Regions from separate parts of the Homo sapiens genome. Here all the other regions are linked to region 1. The links are chromatin contacts, found by Hi-C or POLR2A ChIA-PET in ENCODE. All regions are on one chromosome and are shown on one strand. The core of a region is the stretch at or near the end of the contact, and the rest is flanking DNA. Distances in the headings are between cores, read along the strand shown.

Region 1 (6,861 bases), core at 3,795-6,294:
TTTTCCTCATTAGTGAAAATCAGATCTATCATAGAATCTACCTCATGGGGTAGCTGTAAGGGTTCAGGAAGACCCAAAGGATGTAAAAGACTTTGCACAGTGCAAGCACAGTATAGGCTGCTCAGTAAAAAGAGTAACAGTTGTTGTTATTATGACATGACCCTTTAAAACATGAGCTATGGCACCTCTCAGCTCAAACTCTCCAATGCCAATTTCACTCAGTGAAATACAAAGTTCTTTCCAAGGCCTACCAGGTCCTACATGATTTGGCCCCAGTTACTTGACTTCATCTCCTATCTCTCTCCCTCCTTCCTCATCAATTGCAGCCATCCTGGCCTCCTATGGCTACTCCTTGAACACGCCAGATATGGGCCACCTCAGGGCCTCTGCGCTTGCTGTTCTTTCTGTCTGGAATGCTCTTCATCTCAGATGCTGGCATGGCTTATTCTCTCATCTCCTTCAAGTCTCTGCTAAAAAGTCACCTCTTCAGAGAGACCTTCTCTGACCATGTTATCTAGAACAGTCTCCTTTATCACTCTCCACCTTCTTTATCCATGAGGGTGGTAGGTTTTGTTTACAAATATATCCCCGGCATCTGGATTAGTGCCTGGCACATGGCAGGTGCGTGGAACCAAATAGATACATGAATGCTGCTCCTGGGTCCAGACACTCACCCTTCTCTCTCTTTCCCATGGTGCAATGTAGTCCCTCTCCCGACCACCAGGCCCAGAGAGATTCTGGGGGCCACCAGAGCCAGGCTCCTTCCACCGTCGCCGCCGCTCTATCCCATAGAGTCCAGGCTGACTGTGTCCAGACTCAGACATGGTTACCTATGGAGGGAATGAGGGGATTTCAGGATGACAGAGTCTCTTCCTACTCTACTTGGCATATCCTAGACTATACGAAGTCCCTTCTTTCTTTTTTTTGGAGATGGAGTCTCTCTGTCGCCCAGGCTGGAGTACAGTGGCCTGATCTTGGCTCACTGCAACCTCTGCCTCCTGAGTTCAAGCAATTCTTCTGCCTCAGCCTCCCAAGTAGCTGGGATTACAGGCACCCACCACCATGCCTGGCTAATTTTTATATTTTTAGTAGAGATGGGGTTTCACCATGTTGGCCAGGCTGGTCTCGAACTCCTGACCTCAGGTGATGCACCTACCTTGGCCTCCCAAAGTGCTGGGATTACAGATGTGAGCCACTGTGCCCAACCAAGGCTCTTCCTTTCTTCTTTTTTTTGAGACAGAGTTTCGCTCTTGTCACCGAGGCTGGAGTGCAATGGCGTAATCTCGGCTCACTGCAGCCTCCACCTCACAGATTCAAGCAATTCTCCTGCCTCAGTCTCCTGAGAAGCTGGGATTACAGATGCCCACCACCACACCCGACTAATTTTTTTTGTATTTTTAGTAGAGATGGGGTTTCACCATGTTGGCCAGGCTGGTCTCAAACTCCTGACCTCAGGCAATCCACCTGCCTCAGCCTCCCAAAGGGCTGGGATTATAGGCGTGAGCCACCATGCCCGGCCAAGGCCCTTCCTTTCAACAGAGCTCTGGGCCTGTGGTAGCAACTGCAAGCTGGTTCCCAACATCCACTCCTGACTTCTTCCAAAAAAGTAAAACCCTCAGTTCTGAGCTAGGTACATGGCTATCCAGAACAAACTTCTCATCCTTGTTTGCAGTTAGGTGTGGCCATGTGAGTAAGTACTTTCTGGCTATGGTATGACACTAGAAGTGTGGCTTGGCAGCTTCCAGAAACTTCCCTTCACAGACTCTGGCACATGCCTTCTGCCCCTTCCTCCCAGTGACAGGAATGTGGGTGTGGAGGTTGGAGCTCAAGCAGCTATCCTGGGCTGTAAGGCAATTTAATGGAAGGTACAATAAAACAAGACACAAGGTTGGGGGGTTCCACGTTAACCTTGAATTGCCTACTTCGAGAGGCAGTGAAAAACAAATACACATCTATCTCTTACTTGCAGCCAAAACTATTCCCAACTATTAAAATGCTCCAACATAAATAAACTCACAGGGGCAAGTTCACATAAAAATAGGATATTCTCCTTACCAAAATGCAGCAAGGCATTTGCTTACAAACCAGCAATGTGATCCTCAGTCCAACAGCTACTCTTGATTAGTCATTACTAGTGTATGTCATGGTGGGGCTCCAGCCACTTACTAGTGTATGTCATGGTGAGGTTCCAACACTCAAGGGCCTATTTTCACCTGGTATCCCACTACATTTCAGTGTCTGTCTGTCTTCCGTTCCTGACGGTCTGCCTTCCCTCACAGTGAATTTCATTTCAAGGTGTCTCCAGTGTTTATTCTATTTGAGATGTTATATAATGTCTGGCTACCTATGCAACCCACTCTCCACCATTTCAGTATCTGTTTACAGGTCCTTAGAGAGTTTTCCCAGCTGTTCACACATCAGTCTAGGGTGGTATTTGACTACTTAACTGTTTGTAGAACTCAGTGGGGCTATCTGCTCAAGCTCAGAAGTCAGGTTGACAAAGTGTGGCCTAGGGGCCAAATCTGGTCTGCTTTCTGTTTTTGTAAATAGAAAGTTTTATCGGAACATGGCCACATCCATCAATTTAGAAACTGTCTGTGGCTGCCTTCTTGATGCAATGGCAGAGCTGAGACAGACAATACAGTCTGCAGGGCCTAAAATAATTATTCTCTGGCCTTAACAGAAAGTTTTACTGAATGGCCGAGTATGGTGGCTCACACCTGTAATCCCGACACTTTGGGAGGCCGAGACAGGAGGACTGCTTCAGCCCAGGAGTTCGAGACCAGCTTGGGCAACATAGCAAGATCCTGTCTCTATATAACATTTAAAAAAGAAAAAAGTAGCTGGGCGTGGTGACATGCACCTGTAGTCCCAGCTACTTGGGAGGCTGAGGTGGTGGGATCACTTGAGCCTGGGAGGTCAAGGCTGCCATGATCATGCTGCACCACTGCACTCTAGCCTGGGTAACAAAGCAAGACCCTGTCTAAAAAAAAAAAAAAGCAGAACCCTGTCTCAAAAAAACAGTTTGCTGACCCTTGCTTAGCTTGGAAGTATCTGTTAAATCCCTCCATGAATCCTCCCCTGCCCCACCTCATAATGACATAAACAGGTCCCTCCGAGACTCTCCAGAATGGAAGGGTCTGTTTACAAGATGCAGTCATAATTTTGCTAGCCAGACAAGTGGCTTGTCTAGCTCCTCTCCTACTGTGCTACATGACCTCTCCCAGAGCCACAAGCCAGGCTGAAGACTGCTTTCCTAGACAGAGGAGGACAAGGGCCTGTTTACAGCTGCTTAGGGAAAATGACTCATTCCATACCGAAATGACTGCTTAGTCTGGGATGGAGATTCTCCCCAGAATCTGAGACTCCTCCCTCACTTGCAATTAAGTGTCTTTACACATTATTCTGAAATCTACCCAGTGCTTAAGTACTTGTCTTCATGCCTCAATTGGGATACTGCCCAGCCCTGAGGTTTCTGTTTACTGGCCTATGAGGATGCCCTTTCCTGTGCAAAGTAAGCGCCCCTGTGTGAATGCTTTTCTTTTTTTTTTTTTTTTTTTTTTGAGACGGTCTTGCTCTGTTGCCCAGGCTGGAGTGCAGTGGCACGATCTCAGCTGGCTGCGGCCTCTGCCTCCCGGGTTCAGGCAATTCTCCTGCCTCAGCCTCCCAAGTAGGTGGGATTACAGGTGCATACCACCAGGCCGGGCTAAGTTTTGCATTTTCAGTAGAGACGGGGTTTCGCCATGTTGGCCAGGCTGGTATCGAACTCCTGGCCTCAAGTGATTCGCCAGCCTCGGTCTCCCAAAGTGATCGGATTCCCCGGGTAAGCCACCGCACCTGGCCTCCCTGTGCCCTTTATTCTGGGAGCTTCCACAGTATCTGAATGTGGGGAGTTCCTTGGAACTTAAAAGCCCACCTAAACCAGGTGTGGAGGATACAGTGAGCCGAGATCGTGCCACTGCACTCCAGCCTGGGCGACAGAGCGAGACTCTTGTCTCAAAGAAAAAAAAAAAAAACCCCACCCACATGCAAGCTGGGGACTTCCAATGCTGTTTCCGGGCTCCTTTGGGGATTACCCCCAAACTTAGGAAAGCTGGTCTATTTAAGTGTCTGCTGATGGACTTCTAGGGTGACTTCCCGAAAATTAACAAATCGAATTTACATATTTTTGGGGAGTGTCTCCTCAGTATTTAGGCATCGCTTCACACACTCCCTTCGGGGATCTCCCAGAACCTCACTATTTGCAAATATTTGGGGAGACTCTCCCGATTCCTGAGTATGTAAGCCCACTTCGTGGGGCACTCCCCAGCCCAGAACTGTAGTCGATTTGCACATTTTCCTAAGGACTCCCTAGGATTTAAACTTCTCTCTACGGGGTTCTAGAAGGGAGCCTCCCCCGGATTTAGGCATTGCTTTACAAAGCTTCCCTCGGGGAACCCAACTCAAGTTTCTCGTTACACGTTATTGGGGCGGCCTCCCCAGTACTTGACGGGCAGTTTGCAGGCTGTACTTGGATCTCGCAGAGCATAAGTTTCTCATTTACACGTTATTTCCGTCCCCCGCCCCCATTCCTGCCAACCCAGTATCGAATTGACGGTCGCCGGCCCCCTACTCAGTGCCGCACCCCCGCCGGACGTCCCAGCGACCTTTCAATGGCCAAGGCGGGGGCGGGGCCTGCCGGAGCGCCCCGCCCGCCGCCGGTGCGCTAGCCTCGCGCGGGCTCGCGGCCCCCTTACCTAACGCGGCTGCTGATTGGTTCTCGGGGCGCGGTGTGCGCTCTCCCGTGACGGGAGTCGGGTGGGGGCGGGGAGGCTGACCCAAGCCACCCGCCTGCAAATGGCGTCTGGGGGCCAGGAACGTGGGAAGGAGAGAAAATGGGCACTCCCCACTCCGAAACCGGCCTCGGCGTCCGGGTTGCAGCCCCTAAGGAAAGCTGGGCCGAAGGAAGAAGAGGAGGAGGATGTAACGCGGGCCCGAGCTGAGATCAGTTCCCTCAGGCGACTCGTCCTGCGCATGCGCTGAGGGCTGGAGCTCGAGAACTGAATGCGCTCGCCGGGCTGAGCGTGCGTGGATGGAGGCGGTCGGCTTCAGCACGCATGCGGGTTCCGGAGCGGGAGGCGGGAGGACGCCGCGGCTCTGACTCAATGCGCGTGCGCGCGGTTGGGGGGTTGAGGGTGGGGAGATGAGTAGGGAAATGGATACGCCGAGGAGCCGGCAGGAGGGAGAGCGGCCCGGATCTGGGGTTCGAGTTGTGCCTCTTCGGTGATGTTGGCGGGATGCAGTGGGGTGGGACGACAGGGAGGAATTTCACTGTTCTGGGCTGAGTGCCAAGAACACATGAATGAATCAGACTTGGCGTGCGCCCTGGAAGACACCCCGGCCTGTGGAGAGACTGCCAGGGCCTCAAATCACTTAGGAAAGGGCGCGGGTCCGGTTGGACCTTGAAGGACAGGCAGGCGAGGGTACTCCAGGGAACAGCTAAGCAAAGGCGGCGAAGACCCCGGGGGAAGAGGTCTAGACTGGCTTGGATTCAGGGTCCACCTGGGTGGGAGGTGAGGCAGCAGAATGGGCAGGTCAGACCCTGAAGGGTCTCCAGTGTCAGTTTTATCCTTAAGGCCTGGGAGATGCAGAATAGTCTGAGACAGAACTATGTTTAAAACCCTCGAAGGCCGCGTTGGAGAAGGGAATCCGCTCCAGGGTCGAAAATTTAAACACACGTGGGCGGAGTCTTGCGCGCGCCAAAGAGGAACATTGGGCGACGGGCGCGGCCTGGAGAGCGCATGCGCATTCGGAAGGGTCGGCAGTTCCCCAGTGGGCAGAGTGGGTGGATGGGAAGGTTCTAGCTTTTTATTTGAAATTTTATTTATTTTTATTTTATTTATTTATTTAGAGACGGAGTCTCGCCCTGTCACCCAGGCTGGCGTGCAGTGGCGAGATCTCGGATCACTGCCGTCTCCACCTCCTGAAATTCAAGCGATTCTCCTGCCTCAGCCTCCCAAATAGCTGGGATTACAGGCGTCCACCACGCCTGGCTAATTTTTTGTATTTTTAGTAGAGACTGGGTTTTGCCATGTTGGCCAGGCTGGTCTCGAACTCCTGACCTCAAGTGATCCGCCCGCCTCGGCCTCCTAAAGTGCTAGGATGACAGGCGTGAGCCACCGTGGCTGGTCTAAAAAAAAGTTTTTTAAAATTATATTTGAACAGGTATTACATGTACATACACAATTCAAACCTCTCTGGCTGTATACAATAAAAGTAAGTTTCCACCTCTGGTTCCCATTTTCCTTTCCTAAAGCACTGGTTCCCGGTTTCCTTCTGGAGCTGCTGTTATAATAAAGCATTGGAGTTAAGAGCATGTGTTGAGTTCATATAAATAGCGGCTGAGCTTGACCAAGTGACTTAATACTCTCTACTTCTACGTCCCTGTTTGTGAATTGGGTGTGGTATAACCTTACTTACAACATTGCCGCCAGCATTAAATGGGTGAGAGTGCATAGAACAGTGCCTGTTGCCTAATGGTACTGTGTGTTGTCTCTGTGTATTATTTTGTGGTCTACCATGCTGATAGTTGTAGATTCTGAGCAGCCCTCTCCCCTCCAGGCCTCATCCCTACTGTCATTGTCCCAGTACCAGTACCAGGTGGAGCCACCTCTCCAGGCTGCCACAGGTAGAAACACCAGTCACCCAGAATGACTTGAGTCCACTGTTGATGGATTCTGGGGAAAGATTCTGGGTGTTTGATAAAGATACACATGACAGGCCATCTCTGTATTATGTCTATCAGTGTCCAATTTTACTTCTTCAGCTCAGGCCATATCTGAATTTCTCAACCCCAGATCACTCACGATTGCCAGTTTCACG
Region 2 (6,776 bases), core at 3,377-5,876, 1.1 Mb after region 1:
GGAAGAATCGCCTGAACCCAGGAGGCCGAGGTTACAGTGAGCTAAGATCACACCACTGCACTCCAGCCTGGGCAACAGAGCAAGATTCCGTCTCAAAAAAATAAATAAAACCAAATAAATAAAATCACCTGGGCCGGGCATGGTGGCTCTGGTCTATAATCCCAGTACTTTGGGAGGCCAAGGTAGCTGGACCCCTTGAGCCTAGGAGCTCGAGACCAGCGTGGGCAACATGGGCTACCCAGCAACATTTTGCGTCTACAAAAATACTGAATTTACCTGGATGTGGTGGCAAATGCCTGTAGGCTGAGGTGGGCGGATTGCTTAAGCCCAGGTGGTTGGGGCTGTGCCACTACACTCCAGCCTGGGCATCAGGGTGAGACCCTATCTCAAAAAAAAAAAAAAAGAGGAAAAGTCATTAGGTCAATGAAAATTGATTATCTGGTCAGGCATGGTGGCTCACACCTGTAATCCCAGCACTTTGGGAGGCTGAGACGGGCAGATCACCTGACGTCAGGAGTTCCAGACCACCCTGGCTAACAAGGTGAAACCCCTTCTCTACTAAAAACAAAAATAAGCCAGGCATGGGTGACATGCTCCTGTAATCCCAGCTATTCAGGAGGCTGAAGCAGGAGAATCGCTTGGACCCAGGAGGCAGAAGTTGCAATGAGCTGAGACCACGCCACTGCACTCCAGCCTAGGCAACAGAGCAAGACTCCGTCTCAAAAAAGAAAAAGGCCGGGTGCGGTTGCTCACGCCTGTAATCCCAGCACTTTGGGAGGCCAAGGCAGGTGGATCACCTGAGGTCAGGAGTTCCAAGACCAGCCTGGCCAACATGGTGAAACCCTGTCTCTACTAAAAATTACAAAAATTAGCTGGGCGTGGTGGCGGGCGCCTGTAATCCCAGCTACTTGGGAGGCTGAGGCAGGAGAATCGCTTGGACCCGGGAGGCAGAGGTTGCAGTGAGCCCAGATTGCACCATTGCACAACAGCCTGGGAGACAAGAGCAAAACTCCGTCTCAACAACAAAAAAAAACAGAATGAAAGAAAATTGATTATCTACATTTGCTGGATACTGTGCCTGAAGCTGGGACAAGACAAATCAAGTCACTCCCCTCAGTGGTCTACTGGAGGTCAGGGGTCAGACACTGAGGTTGCGCTCAAGGTTCAAAGGACTGTTTAGAGCCCAAGGTTAAGTATTTGAGGTCAAGACTGAGGTGAAAGGTTCATGGGGAAAGATTTGCAGAGATCGAGTGTCAAAAGTGAGTCCCAGGATTAACAGGGTGAGTTGCACGAGCTGGGCTTTGGGTTAAGGAAGGGCTGAATGAATGTCCCAGTGCAATATGGCCTCAGGGGACAAGGAGTGAGGTGGCATCTTGTTGGCATGGGGAGAGAGCGGTCAGGATTTTGGGGTCAAGAGCAGATTGGTAATCTGTGTCGTGCGTAGGAAGTGATCTTGAGTTCCTGTCCTCTCTCTACCTCCAGGAAATGCCTCGATACCATGAGCTGCCCACCTTGGAAGAACGGTCAGGACCCTTGCACCCTGGAGCCACAAGCCTGGGGTCCCCCATCCCGGTGCCTCCAGGGCCACCTGCTGTGGAAGACGTTTCCCTGGATCTAGAGGATGAGGAGGGGGAGGAGGAGGAAGAGTATCTGGACAAGATCAACCCCATCTATGATGCTCTGTCCTATAGCAGCCCCTCTGATTCCTACCAGGGCAAAGGCTTTGTCATGTCCCGGGCCATGTATGTGTGAGCTGCCATGCGCCTGGCGTCTCACATCTCACCTGTTGATCCCTTAGCTTTCTTGCCAAGGATCTAGTGCCCCCTGACCTCTGGCCAGGCCACTGTCAGTTAACACATATGCATTCCATTTGTGATGTCTACCTTGGTGGCTCCACTATGACCCCTAACCCATGAGCCCAGAGAAATTCACCGTGATAATGGAATCCTGGCAACCTTATCTCATGAGGCAGGAGGTGGGGAAGGTGCTTCTGCACAACCTCTGATCCCAAGGACTCCTCTCCCAGACTGTGACCTTAGACCATACCTCTCACCCCCCAATGCCTCGACTCCCCCAAAATCACAAAGAAGACCCTAGACCTATAATTTGTCTTCAGGTAGTAAATTCCCAATAGGTCTGCTGGAGTGGGCGCTGAGGGCTCCCTGCTGCTCAGACCTGAGCCCTCCAGGCAGCAGGGTCCCACTTACCCCCTCCCCACCCTGTTCCCCAAAGGTGGGAAAGAGGGGATTCCCCAGCCCAAGGCAGGGTTTTCCCAGCACCCTCCTGTAAGCAGAAGTCTCAGGGTCCAGACCCTTCCCTGAGCCCCCACCCCCACCCCAATTCCTGCCTACCAAGCAAGCAGCCCCAGCCTAGGGTCAGACAGGGTGAGCCTCATACAGACTGTGCCTTGATGGCCCCAGCCTTGGGAGAAGAATTTACTGTTAACCTGGAAGACTACTGAATCATTTTACCCTTGCCCAGTGGAATAGGACCTAAACATCCCCCTTCCGGGGAAAGTGGGTCATCTGAATTGGGGGTAGCAATTGATACTGTTTTGTAAACTACATTTCCTACAAAATATGAATTTATACTTTGACCAGGTCTTGCCTTTTCTGTGGGATGTGAAGGGGATGGGGTGAGACATGAAGGGGAATGAGGAAGGAGTCTAAGGGCTTGAGAGAATCAGTGAACTGGGGTCAAGAGAGTTAAAGACAAAAACAAAGGGACCAAAGATACAAAATAAGAATTGAGAGAGTAATGAGCAAAAATGTATCAATCAAAAACAAAATTTTTTTTTTTTTTGAGGCGGAGTCTCGCTCTGTCGCCCAGGCTGGAGTGCAGTGGCATGATCTCGGCTCACTGCAAGCTCCACCTTCTGAGTTAACGCCATTCCTCTGCCTCAGCCTCCCGAGTAGCTGGGACTACAGGCGCCCACCACCACGCCCGGCTTATTTTTTGTATTTTTAGTAGAGACGGGGTTTCACCGCGTTAGCCAAGATGGTCTCGATCTCCTGACCTCGTGATCCACCCGTCTCGGCCTCCCAAAGTGCTGGGATTACAGGCGTGAGCCACTGCGCCCAGCCCTAAAAACAGAATGTTGAGTAATGGAATGGGGAGGGGTCCAGGGCATGCTGTTTAATGAACATTCATAATTGCAACAGCAGTATGATGAATGGGACAAAGATAAAAATAGCAATTGGCCAGATGCAGTGGCTCATTCCTGTAATTCCAGCACTTCGGGAAACTGAGGCGGGAAGCTCGACTGAGTCCAGGAGTTAAGAGACCAGCCTGGGAAACACAGTGAGACCCCGCCTCTACGAAAGTTAGCCGGGCGTGGTGGCACGCACCTGTAGTTCAGCTACTCTGGAGGCTGAGGTAGGAGGATCGATTGAGGCCAGAAGTTCAAGGCTGCAGTAAGCTATGATGGCGCCACTGCACTCCAGCCTGAGTGACAGAGTCCAACCTTGTCTTTAAAAAAATAAAAATTAAAAAAGCAGTAACGAAAGTATAAGAGGCTCAAGTTTAATGAATAAACGGCAAGTAAAAGTAGACTAAAGGCAAAATCATGAATAATGTTGTAATAGGAGCCCAAGGCATGACGGATAATAAACCTGAATGAATGGGCCAGAGGCAGAGTGATGAATAATGGAAAAATAGGGACCGGGGGCAAGGGAGGTAACGGACAGGAGTTCATGGATCCAAAACATGATGGCTAATTAGAGAAGGGCCGGAAGAACGACGAAAGTGAGCAGGCAGGCTGGAGCTAAAAGTAGTCTGGGCAATGAAGCTCAAATGAATGGGGCAGAGGCATGATGGGTAATGGGAGAGGAATGAATGGGCCAAAGATAGAAGCCGCAGTGACGCGAGGAACAAGAGGCATGATGGGTAACGAAAGGGGTGGGTCTAAGGCAACTGTTTCGCTAAGAGGTGATGAGGGCATTGTGGGTAACGAGGAGCAGCGCAGGGTTCGCAGAACAGATTAGAATTCTCCCGAGGCACTCTGGGAAGGGCCAGCACTTCCGGTTTTAGGTCGGCTACTCCGAACCAGAGGTGGGGTGGGGGCCCGGCTGCCGCGGTGCCTGGTGGGACGCGAGGCCTGACCTTGCTGCCTAGCCGCCTCTGCCGCGCAACCCACCTTTACCTGTCCTTCGACCCTGGAACGTTAGCCAATGAGAGTACCAAGCTGATACGCCACCAAGGTCGACCCCGTACACGCTGGAGCCAATCAAAATGCTGCAAGGGTCAAAGCCGACCAATTATCACAGCAACCTCGCCGCGGGGCGGAATCAAAAGAGGGCCTCCTCCAGGAGAGAGGCGGGGCGATGCCTCAGCGGGCGTGGCAAAATGCTCAGCACAGACCAATGGCGGGTTAGCACCGGAACCCGCGGCGACGCGAGCCAATAGGCGCAGGCGCTGCGAGCCAATGGGAAGGGTGGGAGGGGCGCCGTGGCTACCCTGCGAGTGAGAACCAATACAAAAGGACATTTCAGGGAAAGTGGGCGGGACTTTATGCACAAGTCCAATGGGAAGACCGAGTCTTGACGCTGGTGGGCGGGCCTCAGGGCACACTAAACCAATGGGCTAGGTGGGGCGGGGCGACGGTGGTGGCGGCGGCGGCAGCGGGTTCGGTTGCGCGTGGCGCACGGGGTGGGAGCGGAGCCCAGGCCGGGAGCAGGCGCCGCCGCCAGTGAGAACCGGGGCCGGAGCCGGGTGCGGATTTGCTGGGGCTGAGTCGGGGGCGCGCGGGCCCTGACCTCTGCCCTCTGACCTCTCCCCTAGCAGGCGACCATGGGGAACGTGTTGGCTGCCAGCTCGCCGCCCGCAGGGCCGCCACCGCCGCCTGCGCCGGCCCTCGTGGGGCTGCCGCCACCTCCGCCCTCGCCGCCGGGCTTCACGCTGCCGCCGCTGGGAGGCAGCCTGGGCGCCGGCACCAGTACGAGTCGAAGTTCGGAACGGACCCCCGGGGCTGCAACCGCCAGCGCCTCAGGGGCCGCCGAGGATGGGGCCTGCGGCTGCCTGCCCAACCCGGGCACATTCGAGGAGTGCCACCGGAAGTGCAAGGGTGAGGGGCGAGGGGCCCCCGCTGGGCTGCGATGGCCTGGATCTCGGGGGAAGGGGGAGGACACTGGGGACTCTGGGATTTGGCGCGCACCATTGGAATTATTTAACAGCACTAGGAGGTGATGTTGGGATCGAATGGTGGAACGTTGGACTTGGGGCTTAGAATGATGGAATCAAATGCTGGAAACGGGATGGAATGTCATAGCAGTAGAGAAAAGCCTTTAGGGACCTGAGGAGCCCCGGGATCAGCCAAGCCAGACTTCTCTTGTGATCGGGAAGGCAACTGAGGCCCAAGGTCACGGTGTCAGCAAGGTGTCAGCGAGGTTCCTTGGGTATGGGACCCAAAGCCTCCGGATCCCAGCCTGGAGCAATTAGAGTAGTAGTAGTGGTGGAGATTTATGGAGTTCTGTTCTGGTGTTCATTATACGTTAACTCATTAGATCCTTGGGACAATTCTGTGTGGTGAGGGTCCCATCTTTCAGATGATGAGTTTGACCTAAAGTTGCTCAGCTTGGTGGCAGTGAGATTTGAGCAAGCAAAGGCCCTGGCCCTGTCTAACTAGGCTGTACTGCCTCTTTACAGGTGGAATCCTTTGTGAGATGTTCTGCTGTGGGTCTCTGGAGAGAGCTGGGGGTGGTAGGGAAGGAAGAGATGAGAGTTGGTGTGGGGTTGGAGTGGAGTGTGACAGCGTTTCTCTTCTCCAGAGCTGTTTCCCATTCAGATGGAGGGTGTCAAGCTCACAGTCAACAAAGGGTTGAGTAACCATTTTCAGGTGAGCCTTCCTGGTGTCCTTACCCACCAGAGATCGTCCCCGCCGTCCCCCTCCCTGCATCTGCACACTCGGCCCAATTACTCCTCCCTCAAGAGCTGGGCTCCCTGATACTTGAAAAGACTCGGAGATATAGTGCCAGACTGACTACTCAGTTTGGGGACCTAGAATCCAGAGGTACTGTCTCCCCATAGCAGCTAGGCTGGAGTGAAGGAACAGGTCTGTGGGCCTACCGGCAGCACCTCCTTTCTCTGAGTCTCTTAGTCAGGCCGTGCCTCCCAGTCTTCATCCCCTGCCCAGCCCAGAGACCTTGTCCTTGCCCTCTTCAGTGGGCAAGCCTATCTGTCCAGTATCGTCACAGCTCTCGCTTTCCTTCCAGGTCAACCACACAGTAGCCCTCAGCACAATCGGGGAGTCCAACTACCACTTCGGGGTCACATATGTGGGGACAAAGCAGCTGAGTCCCACAGAGGTGAGCTTCCTTTTTCATCCATTCATTGTATCCTTCTAATAACAAATTTGTAGCCAAATGTCAAGCTAAGACGGCCTCATCAGGAAAAGGTCACAGCTACCGAGAGCCTGGAGATGGGGATTGCATCTCTCCGAGGTGCACTGGGACACAAATAATTCCTTCATCCAGCAAACATCCGCCAAACCCCTGCTCTCTGCCTGGCCCCATGCTGAGCAGTGCTGGGGATGTGGCCACAGCCACCCTGTCACCAGACAGCGATGACCCAGGGTGGAAAGGGCTGGACTGTAGATCATGCAGAACTTTGAATGCCAGACTAGGCTTTGGACTTTCTCTAGGGGGTTGTGGAGAGTCATGGCATGGTTTGGTCAAGGGAAAGACGTGGTCCACAGGTTCCCGCTGTAGAAATCTCTGGGGCATCTCTGGGGTGGCCATGTGGGGGCTAGTTATTAGGAAGGGCAAAACTGGAGGCCCAGA
Region 3 (6,159 bases), core at 1-2,500, 1.9 Mb before region 1:
CCGGCCGCTTTTTTTTTTTTTTTTTTTTTTTTTGAGGCAGAGTCTGACTCTGTCGCCCAGGCTGGAGTGCAGTGGCGCAATCTCAGCCCACTTCAACCTCCACCTCAAGCGATTCTTGTACCTCAGGCTCCCGAGTAGCTGGGATGACAGGCATGTGCTACCACACCCAGCTAATTTTTGTTTTAGTAGAGACAGGGTTTCGCCATGTTGGCCGGGCTGGTCTCGAACTCCTGACCTCAAGTGATCCACCATGCTTCGGCCTCCCAAAGTGCTGGGATTACAGGCATGAGCCACTTTATGCGTATTTAAGCCTTGGAAACACAGGGACTATCTTGTGGATTGGGGCTAGTACAGAATTCAGACTGCAGCCTTTTCCCGATGCGTTGACTTACAGAAGGGGCATTTTGGAGGGTCTGTGGTCCTAACCTGGGGATAGCAGGGAGATCCCGGGGCAATGACAGAGAGGCACAGAGACACGGATTTCCTGAGAAAGGGAGAGGAGAGAGGCTGAGACCCAGGGATCATGAAGGGGACGAGCAAGGGAAGGAAGAGATGATGAGACCCTGGGAATCCGGGAGAGAGACAGGGACGTGGAGAGAAAGGGACAGAGAGAGAGCGAGAAGGAAAGGAAGAGACAGAAGGGAGAAGGGGCAACCGAAAATGGGCACGAAGAGGCCCAGGCACAGCAACAGCTGGGGAAATGACAGAGACTGAGACGGAGATGCAGAAAGATACAGAGAGAGCTGGAGAGGGTAGAGAAGGGCTTTCGGGGAGAAAGTGATGGAGGGACAGAGAGGAGAGGTGGAGGCCAAGGAGGGAAAGACCCCAGTAGAGAAAGACAGAGGGACAGAGAAGGGGATGCAGACGCAGGCGGGAGCACACCCACAGAGGCGAAGGAAGGGCGCAAGACCATGAGAACCACAGACGCGGAAAGCCGGGGAGGTCGTGGCTCGGTCTAGGGCGCACGGGGAGCAGGGCTTGCCCCCCAGCACCTCCGGGGAGGTGACCCCAGCCGGGAGATGCGAGTCCCGCGGAGCCCGCGCCCGGCGGACGGACCGATGGACAAAGCCGGGGAGAGCTCGGGCGCGGCCGGGGCGGGGGCCGGTGCCCGCAGGGACCCGGGCGCAGCGGGGAAAGGAGGGGCGGGCAAGCGGCGAGAAGGGGAAGGAAGCGGAGGTGCCGGGCGGGCGCGGGGCGCGGGCAGGAAGCGGGGAGGGGCGGCGGGGCGGGGGCCTCCGGAAAAACGCCCCGACTTCCTGCCCCGCCAGAGCCAGGAAGCGGGAGCCGGGACCCAGGGCCCGGGATCGCCGAGCCCGACCTCGGGCGCCCCGCCGGTCACCTCCGCGCGGACACCAGGTACTCGGTCCCCGGCCCCGCCCGGCCTCCTCCCCTCGGCTGTTGGGGGAAGTGGGGAGGAGGAGGGAGGGGCTGGGGCGCTGCCGGCAGCGGAGGGGCCCCCTTCGGACCCCACGGAACCAGCGGCCGCCCCTCCTTGGGCCTCAGTTTTCCCATCTGTCAAAGGGAGCAAAGAGGGGAGAACTCACACTTGACGAGTGCCCCATAGGTGGGGACGAACGGTGCGAGGCCGGGGCCAAGGCCTCCCACCTGCTCAGTGGAGAACGGACGATCACTACCATTGTACGGGTGGGGAAACCGAGGCCCGGGGAGCCAAACCGACTCGTCCCAGGGAACGCACATCGTGAGAAAGTGTGGAGTTGGGATTTGAACTCGCACGTGCTTTCCGCAAAGCGCCATCCTCCAACCCCCGCATGCTTTAGGGCCACCTAAAAATGAAAAACAACAATAACAACAACGACGAGGGTCGCTGTGAAGCTGAAAGTTGCAGAGTGCATTTGAAAGAGTTTTCGGAAAGCTCTTTTCTAGGTCATTAATTATACCGTGAGAGACAGGTGTAGGGAGAGAGCTGGAGGCCTTCTCCCATTGTACGGATGGGAAGACTGAGGTCTACAGAGAAGTCATTACTTTTTGCAGATTACACTGCATGTCAGAGGGAAAGTTGTGCTGGAACTCAAGACTATTGCTTTTCCGGTTCCAAAGGAAGGGGCTGGGGGTGGGAGACGGAGGGGATTGATGTACGAGGATTGGAAATTCAGCGGGTCCCCTAAGTGGGGAGACTAATAGGACGGGGAGCCCCAGTCCGCCGTCCGAGTGCTCAGCGCTGGGGTGACTAGGAGATCTCCGATCGAACTCGGGAGGAGTTGGACCCATCTGCACCTCCGGGCGCGGGGCGGGGCCCGGGGAGTGACGGGGGCAGTCGAGATACGGAAACGCTGGCCCTCCAAGACAGGCCAGAGCGGCCCTATCTGGCCTGCGTGGCGCAGTACAGCGCTAGAGCGGCCGGCGGGAGGAGTAGAGTCGTCGGGGCCGGAGCCCGGCAGGAGCCGGGCTAGAGCGGCTGGCAGGAGGAGTGGAGCTGGGCGCAAAGGTGGACTCAGGGCGGCTAGAGCGACGCGGCGGCAGGGGTGGGGAGAGTGCGGAGCCCGAGCGCGGAGGCTTCGGTTCCGGTGGCGGCGATGGCTTCTCTTTCCACCTGGAGCAGGTGAGGGACGCGGTCCCCAGCGGGTGTCAGACCCTGACTCTGCACGTCCTCCCCGGCATCCCTGGCCGTGCACACTGCCACGTCCCCCGTAGGATTTAGGGCCCGCGTAAGACCCGCCACGTCCATGTAAGATTTGGGTCTCGTGTAGACCCGCCTCATTCCGTATAAAGTCTTACAGACCCTCCAGGTTCCTGCCAGCCCCCCATGGAGAACTGGCTTCTTATAGACGTGGGGTCCTCATAGACCAGTGGCATCCCCTAGAATCCGGGGCTCTATAGACCATGGGTCTCGGGACCCACCACGCACCCCTATGGAATTCTGAGTCCCTTTTAAGTCTCCAGAGGTTCCACAGACTGGCAGCTGTCCCTATAGAATCATGATCCTGTATGATCCCTGGATCCTTTAGACCCACTGTGTGTCAAATAGAATCTGGGGAGTTACACATTCCAACGACTCTTTTAGGTTCTTTAAGGCTCCAGAAGTTCTTGGAGACCCTGAGTCACCTGCTCAACACATTATAGACCCTGAGACCTCCATAGAACTCAACACCCATGTGGCCCCCCAACCCATGGACCTTCTAAACCAGCCCTAACCCCCCAGCGCCCCATGCACGCAGTGTTCCCTCTGCTGGACCCCCCAGGCCTTGTCAGTTGCCTATAGATCCATCTATTCTCTGACAGCTTCACCTATAATTCTCCAGCCTTTGTGGGACTCCCCCAAACCCCTCCTCCTAAACAGGCGACACTCCTCGCCTCCATCATCTCCAACCCCCAAGCCTCTGTGGAGCAGCCGTATCCAACTTGCACTCCTGCCTAGGCCATAGTGACCACATACCCGTGACTTTTCCAGGCATCCATAAGAAGACATGATGTGTCTCAGAGCTTTGGTTCAGATTTTAGTTTCTGAAGGGTAGGGTGGGGGCTCCCCATGCTCTGAAGCAATGCTCTCTGTTTTATTTTGTTTTATTTATTTATTTATTTATTTTTGAGACGAAGTCTCACTTCTGTTACCAGGCTGGAGTGCAGTGGCGCGATCTCAGCTCACTGCAACCTCCGCCTCCCGGATTCAAGCGATTCTCCTGCCTCAGCCTCCCGAGTAGCTGGGACTACAGGCTCGTGCCACCACGCCCAGCTAATTTTGGTATTTTTAGTAGAGACAGGGTTTCACTATGTTGGCCAGGATGGTGTCGATCTCTTGACTTCGTGATCCGCCCGCCTTGGTCTCCCAAAGTGCTGGGATTACAGGCGAGAGCCACCGTGCCTAGCCTATTTTATTTTAAGACAAGGTCTCACTCTGTCGCCCAGGCTGGAGGGCAGTGGCACAATTTTGGCTCACTGCAACCTCTGCCTCCTGGGCTCAGGCGATCCTCTCATCTTAGCCTCCCAAGTAGCTATGACTACAGGCATGAACCACCACACCTGGCTATCTTTTGTAGAGATGGGGGTTTCACCATGTTAGCCAGGCTGGTCTCGAACTCCTGAGCTCAAGTGATCCACCTGCCTTGGTCTCCCAAAGTGCTGGGATTACAGGTGTGAGCCACTGTGTCCACCAAATGCAGTTTATTTTAAATGCGTAAACTCTGTAGCCCAACTGCCCAGGTCTGAGTCCTGGTTCTGCCTCTTATGAGCTGTGCCTCAGTTTCCTTCTTTGTTAAATGGAGGTGAGAATAATAATGATCTCTTGGAGTCACCGAGAGGATTAAATGAGTTATTACCTGTCAACCAGCGATGCCATGCCTGGCACATACTAAGTGTCTCTTTTGTGTCAGCTGTCATTTCATTATTATTGTGATAAGGAATAAGGAGATAAGAACTTGGCAAGTGCACAGTTCCAGACCTGGCACCAAGCACTTGCAAAGATAATGAGTATCCCCTCCTTTGCCTTTTTAAAATTTCCCTGCCTCAGTTGAGCGTTTCTACCTCTGAGTGGGATGAGCATGCACCCTCCACGTCCGTGGTCATGTTTCATAGTGAGACAGGGTCTCACTGTGTTCCCCAGGCTGGTCTCAAACTCCTGAGCTCAAGCGATCTTCCCACCTTGGCCTCCCAAAGTGCTGGGGTTACAGGCATGAACCACCTCACCTGGCCAGTTTGCAAATTTATTAAAGTGAATGTTTAACAGTACTTGAATCTTGAATTGCCCAAGCTTAGATATTGGACAATACACTTTGTGGGAAATAATAAAAATGATGCCTTCCCCAGGTGGACCCACAGGGTGGCATTTGGACACTCCAGAAAGCATCATTGTTTAATCATCAAAATCCTGGTTACCATTTACTGGGGAGCTAGGGAGGAGGCCCATAAAGCAGGAGAAGGGCGGGTCTCTGCTGGCTTGGGTTATAAATAGCTTTGGGCTGTGGGGAGCCCCGCCGCTGGTCCACCCCACCCCTCTTTCCACAGCTCCTTCCCACCTGACACGGGCTCCGTGGCATTAGTCAGACTAATTAAGGACACAGAAGATGTCGGTGGAAAGACTCAGAGAGAAGTGGAGACTCAAGGAGAGACAAAGATGGGAGAGACAGCAAGAGATGGGGGAGAAAAAGGGATGGAGAGATGAGAGACAGCACATGAGACTGTGACTCAGAGAGGTGTGAGGATGGTGGCTGCAGAAACCAGATGTGGGAGGACAGAGGCACAGAGACAGGGACAGGACAGACGGAGCTACAGAAGCAGGAAGGGGGTGTCACCGCTGAGAGGGAGAGATGGAGGGAGGAGAGGCAGGGATGGTGGGGAAAATGAGACAGTTCTGGAGGAAGGGAAAGAGAAAAATCAGGAAACAGGGTGAAAAGAGACCAAGACATGAGACAGATTCAAGGGACAGACAGCCAAGGAGAGCTGGCTGCGGACAGACCAAGGCGCACGTAGGGTGGAGGGGACAGACGCACCTTGGAGATGGGCTGTCTGAGGCCCCATCACTTGGTTTCTGGGACTGGAAGCCTGGGAAGAGATGAGGTCCCTGGGGGAAAGAAGAACTTCTGGGTTTGGGGACTCCCAGTCCCTGAGGGAGGAGGGTTCTGAGTTTTGTTTTCTTATGTGGAGAGTTGGGGGTTGGGGGTTTGCCATTGTGACTTCCTGTCACAGGAAGTGGGGCTGGTGGGTTCCAAGGCAACATCCTGTCCCAGGCCTGTCACAGACCAGAGGAGACCCCTGCACCCCACTTCTCTCCCGCCTCTCCTCTAACCCTCCCATCCCCTCTTGCCTCTGGGCTGTGCCCTCAGGAATTAGCCCCCAGGCCCCTGGTCCCTCCAACCTGGGAGTCCAGGCCCCCAGCCCCCTCTTCCATTAGGGCATTAGGGACCCCAGATTGCAGGCTGTCAGACTCAGCCTTCCCATGGACCCAGGCTCCTGAGCCTCCAACGCCTGCCCCCGCAAGGCTCCCGTCCCTGGGCTCCCGCCCCCTGGCGGGTCTCTGAAGGGCTCTTTGTGGCCACACAGAGGCCCCATTGAGCTGCGGAGGCTGGGATGGGGGAGGCTGTTTACTCACCTTCACACCTGGGCCAGGAATCTGTGAGTAACCACCCTGGGCCGCCTCCTCCCACCCTCCTAACCACAGCCCCTCCTCTTCCTCCAGCCCTGCAGAGCCCAGGGAGATGGAAGACT
Region 4 (6,739 bases), core at 3,156-5,655, 1.3 Mb after region 1:
CATGGAAGGGTGCTGGTGGGGGCAGCAGCATGGACAGCCGGCTCCGGAGGGGCTGCAGAGGCCTGCTCCTGGCTGGTGTCGGCCATGAGGGGGCTCTGGGGCGGCACCTGCCGGTGGGTCTTCTTGTGGCGGTTGAGCTTGCTGCTCTGGGCGCAGGCGTAGGGACACTGGTCGCAAGCATAGGGCCGCTCGCCTGTGTGTGAGCGCATGTGCACTTTGAGGTTGCTGAAGGAGCTGAGGGTCTTCTTGCACACAGGACAGGTGGGGCTCCGCCGGGTGAGGCCGCTGCCACTTGCACGGGGGCTCTTGGCCTCAGCTGCTGGCCCCACCACTGCCGACACGGCTGCAGCCACCTCGGCCAGGCCCAGGAGCGGGGCCTCCGGGGCCTCTGATTCTGTCTGGTAGATGGACAGTCCGTGGTCCCACTGGGCGTGACGCAGCAGCTTCCAGGCCACTGTGAACTGTTTGCCACAGCGCAGGCAGCTCAAGGCCTTCAGCTCCTCTCGTTCTGGTAAGAAAAAGAGGCAGAGTGTTAGTGCGGACAGCTGCCAGCTGGACACCTTCTGTGGGATAGGCACTCCTGCAGGGGCAAAGGACTTGGCAGTAACAAGACACACACACCCTGGAAGGACCAGGAAGCTGACGCTCAGAGGAGGGGTGGACACGAAAAATCTGTGGAGTGGGTGCTAAGTACCTGAAAACATTTTTTTTTAGACAGTCTCACTGTCGCCCAGGCTGGGGTGCAGTGGCACGATCTCAGCTCACTGCAACCTCCACCTCCTGGATTCAAGCTATTCTCATGCCTCAGCCTCTAGAGTAGCTGGGATTACAGGCGCCCGCCACCATGCCTGGCTAATTAGTAGAGATGGGGGTTTCACCGTGTTGGCCAGGCTGGTCTCGAACTCTTGGCCTCAAGTGATCCACCCACCTCGGCCTCCCAAAGTGCTGGGATTATAGGCATGAGCCACTGTGCTGGGCCATGTGTTTGAAAATCTTTTAAAAAGTTATGTTAACTCAGTAAGCGCTTCCTACATGCTAGGTGCTGAGCCATGGCTCATAGCCCGGCTTTCCCTCAGGACAGGAAAATAAGATCTCCATTTTCCAGACAGGAGAACTGAGGCACAGAGAGGCATTTCCCCAGGGTTGCACAGCTTGGAAGGGGTGAAGCTGGGATTTCAATCCAGACTACTGGGGGAGGGGGAGAGGGCAGAACAGAGGCTTGCTTGCTTTTTTTTTTTTGCTTTAAATTTTTAATTTAGTATTTTTTAAAGAGATGGGGTCCTGCTATGTTGCCCAGGCTATTTTTTTTTTTTTTTGAGACGGAGCCTTGCTCTGTCGCCCAGGCTGCAGTGCAGTGGCGCGATCTCGGCTCACTGCAAGCTCTGCCTCCGGGGTTCACGCCATTCTCCTGCCTCAGCCACCACGCCACAGGGTTTCACCGTGTTAGCCAGGATGGTCGCGATCTCCTGACCTCATGATCTGCCCGCCTCAGCCTCCCAAAGTGCTGGGATTACAGGTTTGAGCCACCGCACCCGGCCGCCCAGGCTATTCTTTAACTTAATGGCCTCAAGTAATCCTTCCGCCTCAGCCCCTCAAAGTGCTGGGATTATAGGCGTGAGCCACCATACCTGGCTGGGAGCAGAGGCTTTTGAATAAGATTTTTGGTTTAGGCCGGGCACGGTGGCTCACACCTGTCATCCCAGCACTTTGGGAGGCTGAGGCGGGTTGATCTCTTGAGGTCAGGGATTTGAGACCAGCCTGGCCAACATGATGAAACCCTGTCTCTAGTAAAAATAAAAAATAGCCGGGTGTGGTGGTGCGCGCCTGTAATCCCGGCCACTTGGGAGGTTAAGGCAGGAGAATCGCTTGAACCCAGGAGGCGGAGGTTGCAGTGAGCCGAGATCCCACCACTGCACTCCAGCCTGGGTGACAAAAGCGAGACTCTGTTTCAAAAAAAAAAATTTTTTTTGGTTTAATAAAAATAATTTTTAAAGTAATTGAGATATCTGGGCATGGTGGCTCATGCCTGTAATCCCAGCACTTCAGGAGGCCAAGGCAGGTGGACCACCTGAGGTCAGGAGTTTGAGACACCAGCCTGGTCAACATGGTGAAACCCTGTCTCTACCAAAAATACAAAAATTAGCTGGCCATGGTGGTGCACGCCTGTAGTCCCAGCTACTTGGAGGGCTGAGGCAGGAGAATCACTTGAACCTGGGAGGCGGAGGTTGCAGTGAGCTGAGATTGCACCACAGCACTCCAGCCTGGGTGACAGAGTAAGACTCCACCTCAAAATAATGGGGTAGCTACAGAGAAAGCTTAGCGGCCACCTAGTAAAGAGGTGGTAGTGACCTGGGTCCCCCACCCTCTGCATGGATCTCAAATTGAGCCCCCAAACCTGAATTTGGATTTCTATCTGGACCTTCGGGGTACTCTCAGTGGACACTTCCTAGGTGAACTAGCCTTTCCATTTTTCAAATTCTAGAGTCTTGGATGGGACAACCTTTGTGATACAACCAGTCCTGGGTCAAGAGCACAGGCCTGCATTCAAATTCAGACTTCTCTGCTCCCTAATTGTGTGACCTTGGGCAAGACATAGTCCTCTGTGTGCCTCAGTTGCTAGAATTCAGGGACCCTAGAGATCCCCTCCCTTTCAAGGGTGGTTGTGACCTCGCTTGGGGAATGGTTGAGAGCTTTGGTCCACATAAGCGCTCAAACAGCAGAGCCTGTGAAACCAAGGTGCCCATGATTCTCCAAGCCCTGTAGTGTTTTGTTCCAGCGATTCCATCACAGCCCCTCGCTCGCTCCTCCAGGCCACTCTCCATGCTCCAGCTCTAAAGCTGATTCAATCAGTCACAAGCCCCTCCTCTTTCCCACCACCAGACCCTCCCTGGCCCAACCCTAAATAATTCCACTTCTCAAAAGTCTCAGAAGGGCAAGGGCCAGGGGGCTGGAAACTAGGTTTGGATTAAGCCCTGCAGCCAACACTGACCAAAAGCTCACCGAGGGTCAAGCCCCATGTGAAGGCTTTTAATTCCCTCCCAAGAGAAGGAACCCGGGTGTCCAGCACCCGGGAGCTCGCTCAAACCAGGGGATTCCCAGCACGCGGGGCTGGGAGATTCCATCACCGAGGGAAGCCAGAAGCCCCTTCCTTGGCTCTGAACACTCAGCTGTACTAGCACCTCAATCAGAATTGACAGAGAGAGACAGGAGGGGGTGGCAACCTCCCCATTCCAGCTGGCCTCCACTCCCCCTCCCCCCGGCCGCTGCCCTCCCTAGAGGTCCCCTCCTACTGCCACCCTGGTCCAGCCACCTGGCCAGTTATTTCTGGCCAAGGGGAAGGAGAAGTGAAACCAGGTTGGGGTGTGTGTTGGGGGGGGCAAAATCCCGGGCTAGTCTTCTGGGGCTGGCCACACCCTGTAGGCGGCCCTCCTTCCCTGCCCAGTCCCCCCCCGCCCCCCCTCCACCGCCACCACTGGTCCCTGCCCTAGGACGGGCAGGCCCTGGCCACGCCTAGGCTGCACCCGATGGGGAGCGAGAAAGGGGAAGTAGTGCTCAGTGCCCTGCCGTCCAGCCCAGCCCCTTTCCAGCAGGAAGCCCAGCCCTCGAACTTGAGAGGGGGACTGCACCCGGCTTTACTCACCTGAGCCCTGGCCGCGGCTGGGGCCTCTGAAGAGCTGACAGCCCAGCTTCTTGTGGTCCATGAAGGCAGTGATGGCCTCCAACGGGAAGGTCTGCAGGCAGCGGCCGCAGGTCAACAGATCTGGGTGTTTGTCGGTCCAGGGCTGGCGGTCTGCAGGGAGGAAGCGGGTGGTGAGCGTGGGGTGGGGCCAGGATGGGGGCTGAGGGTGCTGAAGGAGAGGGGAAACCGAAGGTCAGAAGGGGGCCTGAGGGGCAGGACGGGGCGAAGGAGATAAGGCAGGGCGAGGGGCCCATGCCCAAAGGGAAGGGTCCCACCCGAGGGTCAAAGGTAAGGGAGGCTGGGCCCAGGGCCCGGGGTGCTCACCGGGATAGTTCGGGGTCAACGGCGTCCACAGGGTCCACGGGTTCCGCGGGCCGAGGGCGAGGAGGGCGGCCCCGGCGGGCATGGGGCCAGGGGAGTGGTGGGGTTCGCCGCCGAACCGCCCCGCCGAGGACACCTCCTTCGGGGAGAAGGGCCCCAGCCTTGGGGCCTGTTGGGGCTGCGCGTCTGGCTCGGGCTTGAGTTCGATGACGAGGTCCTGCATTTCCATCTCGTCGTCTGGGTTGGCGGCGGGCGCGGGCTCTACTCGGCGGGGCGCGCTGCCGGCCTTGCGGCGGGACATGAGTCGCGGGCCGGGCGAGCGAGCGGGCGGGCAGGCAGGCAGGCGGGCGGGCGGAGGACGCACGAGCGGAGGACGCGCGGACCGTGCGCGCTCAGGTGAGTGACTGCGGCGACCCGCCGCGAACTCTTACACGTGCTGGCCGGGCCCGTGGCTCCGCCTACCAGGGCGGGGCTCATGGGAGGGGACCGAGCCGCCCTGCTGGGGCCCTGACGGCGGCCTAACTCAATCTAGGCAGTGTCCCGTGCGTTTGGCTTAGTGACCAAATTTAATCACACCGAGTTCCCACAAGGCATTGAAACAGCTATCCCTGATCCCGTTTTAGGGCGGGTGAAACTGAGACACGGCATGCCCACACGCACCCCCAAGCGAGAAAAATAGTCGGTCACGTTTCTTATTAGGTGCCTGATAGTAATCTGGGCTATTTCATTAAATGCATTACAATAAAAATTCATTTTGCAAGCATTCACTGAGTGCCTCCTGTGCGCCAGGCTCTGTTTGAAGCCCTGAGAATACAGGAGGGAATAAACAGAAGATAATCTTTGTTTGCACGGAGTTCAGACGGTGGGGGAAGACACTATAAACATAATTACGTAAAATATAGATGGCCCTTCATGATGACCAGTGCCATGGAGCAAAAGAAAGCTGGAAAGGCGGAGAGGGTTACTGGGGTTGAGGGATTCAATTTTCTCCCCTATGATGGGAAAGGGCATGGTGGAGCTGAGGCTGGAGGGAAGGAAGCCCAGCCAGTGGGCCTGGGCATTGAGGAATTACAAGGAAAGGGAGAGGCAATACGGGTTGGGGATTGAGTTCAGTGAAAATATGGGGGCAGATCCAAGCAATCTTTTGATCGCTTTAAGGTCTTTTGGTTTTCCTGAGACCGGAGCCTTAGGAGGGTTTTGAGCAGAGGAGGACTGTAATCATACACATCGACTCTGTTCCTAGACCAGAAGTCGCCATTAAAACCAAATAGCCAAGCAGCTCACCTGCCTCCACTCCGCCTCCTTGAACTTCCCTCCCCTAAGCAGTTCTGTCTGCTCACTGTTTGAAGTGGCATCGACACCCTGCCCCACCCTCAATCCCTGATGAGTATTCTTTTCTTCCTGGCACCGACTGCACGACAGTATAGAACGGCTTGTGGACTGTCCTCTCCCCCACCCAATGCAAGCCCCCTGAGGTCAGGGCAAGAACCTGTCCTCCCCCAGCTGTCCTCAGCCCAGATGCTGATTTCAGATGCTGATCTCTTGGAGTTCTGCACATTGTTATTCAGGTCTGGGTTCCATTGTCCTCCTGAGAGCAGAGGGCCCTGACCAACAGTATCTAAAGTAGCCCCACCCTGCTGAAGGCCTTGCAAATTACACTCCATGACCTCCATCTGTCCCCAGTTCCCTCTTGGATCTCACTTTCTCCATCTGTCAAAGGAGGTAGGGCAGGTTGGAACTAGAGGGTTATCTGAGGTGGTTTCTTCTTCACTGCCGCCTCCTCTGATCACCCTTTTTTTTTTTGTAATTTTTAATTTTTCAAAAAAAATTATTTTTAAATAGAGACAGGGACTCGCTTTGTTGCCCTGGTTGGTCTGAAACTCTTGGCTTGAAGCGCTCCTCCTGCTTCAGCATCCCAAAGTGCTGAGATTACAGGTGTGAGACACTGCACTCAGCCTCAGACCACCCAATTTTAAGTTCCATGGCAACCCAGCCACCCACTATCCCATTGCCCTTATTTTACTCTTTTTTTTTTTTTTTTTTTTTGAGATGGAGTTTCACTCTTGTTGCCCAGGCTGGAGTGCAGTGGCACGACCTCAGCTCACTGCAACCTCCGCCTCCCGGGTTCAAGTGATTCTCCTGCCTGAGCCTCCGGAGTAGCTGGGATTACAGATGCCCGGCTAATTTTTCTATTTTTAGTAGAGACAGGGTTTCACCATGTTGGCCAGGCTGGTCTCGAACTCCTGACCTCAGGTGATCCACCCGCCTCAGCCTCCCAAAGTGCTGGAATTACAGGCGTGAGCCACCGTGCCCGGCCTATTTTATTCTTTATACATCACTTTGATCAAACCCTGAAGGATCTTGTTTACATATTTGCTCATTTTACCCTATTCTGTCCCTTCTACCCCCACTAGAACGTAGGTTCTAGGAGGCAGGATGGGAGTCTGTCTTGTTCATAAATACAACCCCTACTCGTTCATAGTTAAGTCAACAAATATTTATTGCGCACCTACTATGTGTCTGATGATATTCTTTCAACAGATATTTGCAGAGCACCAAATTGTGTACCTGGCACTAGGCCTTGGTGATCTAGTGGAAAGCAAAGGCCCACAGGATCCCTGCGTAAAGAGGACCCCGCAAGGAGAAAGTGAATTCTGACTGGGCCTGGAATAGGGAGGTTCATATTCCCCATTCAAGGCCTCAGTTTCCCCCTTTGTAAAATGGGACTGCAGGGAGAGC

Evidence for each region. A loop is a pair of places that touch in the nucleus more often than their neighbours do. ChIA-PET counts read pairs that join two places held with the same protein, here RNA polymerase II (POLR2A). Pooled maps may share reads with other maps.
Region 2: a loop to region 1 is called in a pooled map, with 23 times the contacts of the local background. The contact joins the promoter of TOMM40 here to the promoter of SMG9 in region 1. A Hi-C loop is called at or near these places in 2 of 37 single-sample maps with no recorded cell type and 8 of 50 pooled maps.
Region 3: a pooled map shows a loop between it and region 1 (6-fold over the local background). The contact joins the promoter of ARHGEF1 here to the promoter of SMG9 in region 1. A Hi-C loop is called at or near these places in 3 of 37 single-sample maps with no recorded cell type and 7 of 50 pooled maps.
Region 4: a pooled map shows a loop between it and region 1 (16-fold over the local background). The contact joins the promoter of ZNF296 here to the promoter of SMG9 in region 1. A Hi-C loop is called at or near these places in 1 of 37 single-sample maps with no recorded cell type and 7 of 50 pooled maps. POLR2A ChIA-PET finds 5 or more read pairs at or near these places in 1 of 52 experiments (H1).

The regions. Positions count from the first base shown.
Region 1 is chr19:43,749,918-43,756,778 of GRCh38, forward strand. It overlaps SMG9 (SMG9 nonsense mediated mRNA decay factor), which reads right to left and starts at 5,045. Exons shown (of 14, transcript NM_019108.4): 1 at 4,737-5,045; 2 at 675-830. The coding sequence starts at 824. RefSeq lists an enhancer at 3,976-4,235 and a silencer at 4,466-4,825.
Region 2 is chr19:44,886,628-44,893,403 of GRCh38, forward strand. TOMM40 (translocase of outer mitochondrial membrane 40) reads left to right here and starts at 4,627. Exons shown (of 9, transcript NM_001128917.2): 1 at 4,627-5,062; 2 at 5,766-5,833; 3 at 6,210-6,302. The coding sequence starts at 4,789. NECTIN2 (nectin cell adhesion molecule 2) reads left to right here. Exons shown (of 9, transcript NM_001042724.2): 9 at 1,483-2,596. The coding sequence ends at 1,752. RefSeq lists enhancers at 3,183-3,684, 3,854-4,013 and a silencer at 4,324-4,963.
Region 3 is chr19:41,881,934-41,888,092 of GRCh38, forward strand. ARHGEF1 (Rho guanine nucleotide exchange factor 1) reads left to right here and starts at 1,251. Exons shown (of 29, transcript NM_004706.4): 1 at 1,251-1,356; 2 at 6,131-6,159. The coding sequence starts at 6,150. RefSeq lists silencers at 936-1,445, 2,310-2,459 and enhancers at 2,326-2,535, 5,574-5,633, 5,674-5,723.
Region 4 is chr19:45,072,073-45,078,811 of GRCh38, forward strand. It overlaps ZNF296 (zinc finger protein 296), which reads right to left and starts at 4,406. Exons shown (of 3, transcript NM_145288.3): 1 at 4,004-4,406; 2 at 3,641-3,790; 3 at 1-508. The coding sequence starts at 4,301. It also overlaps a transcript of GEMIN7 not described here. RefSeq lists silencers at 3,223-3,532, 3,863-4,102, 4,193-4,602.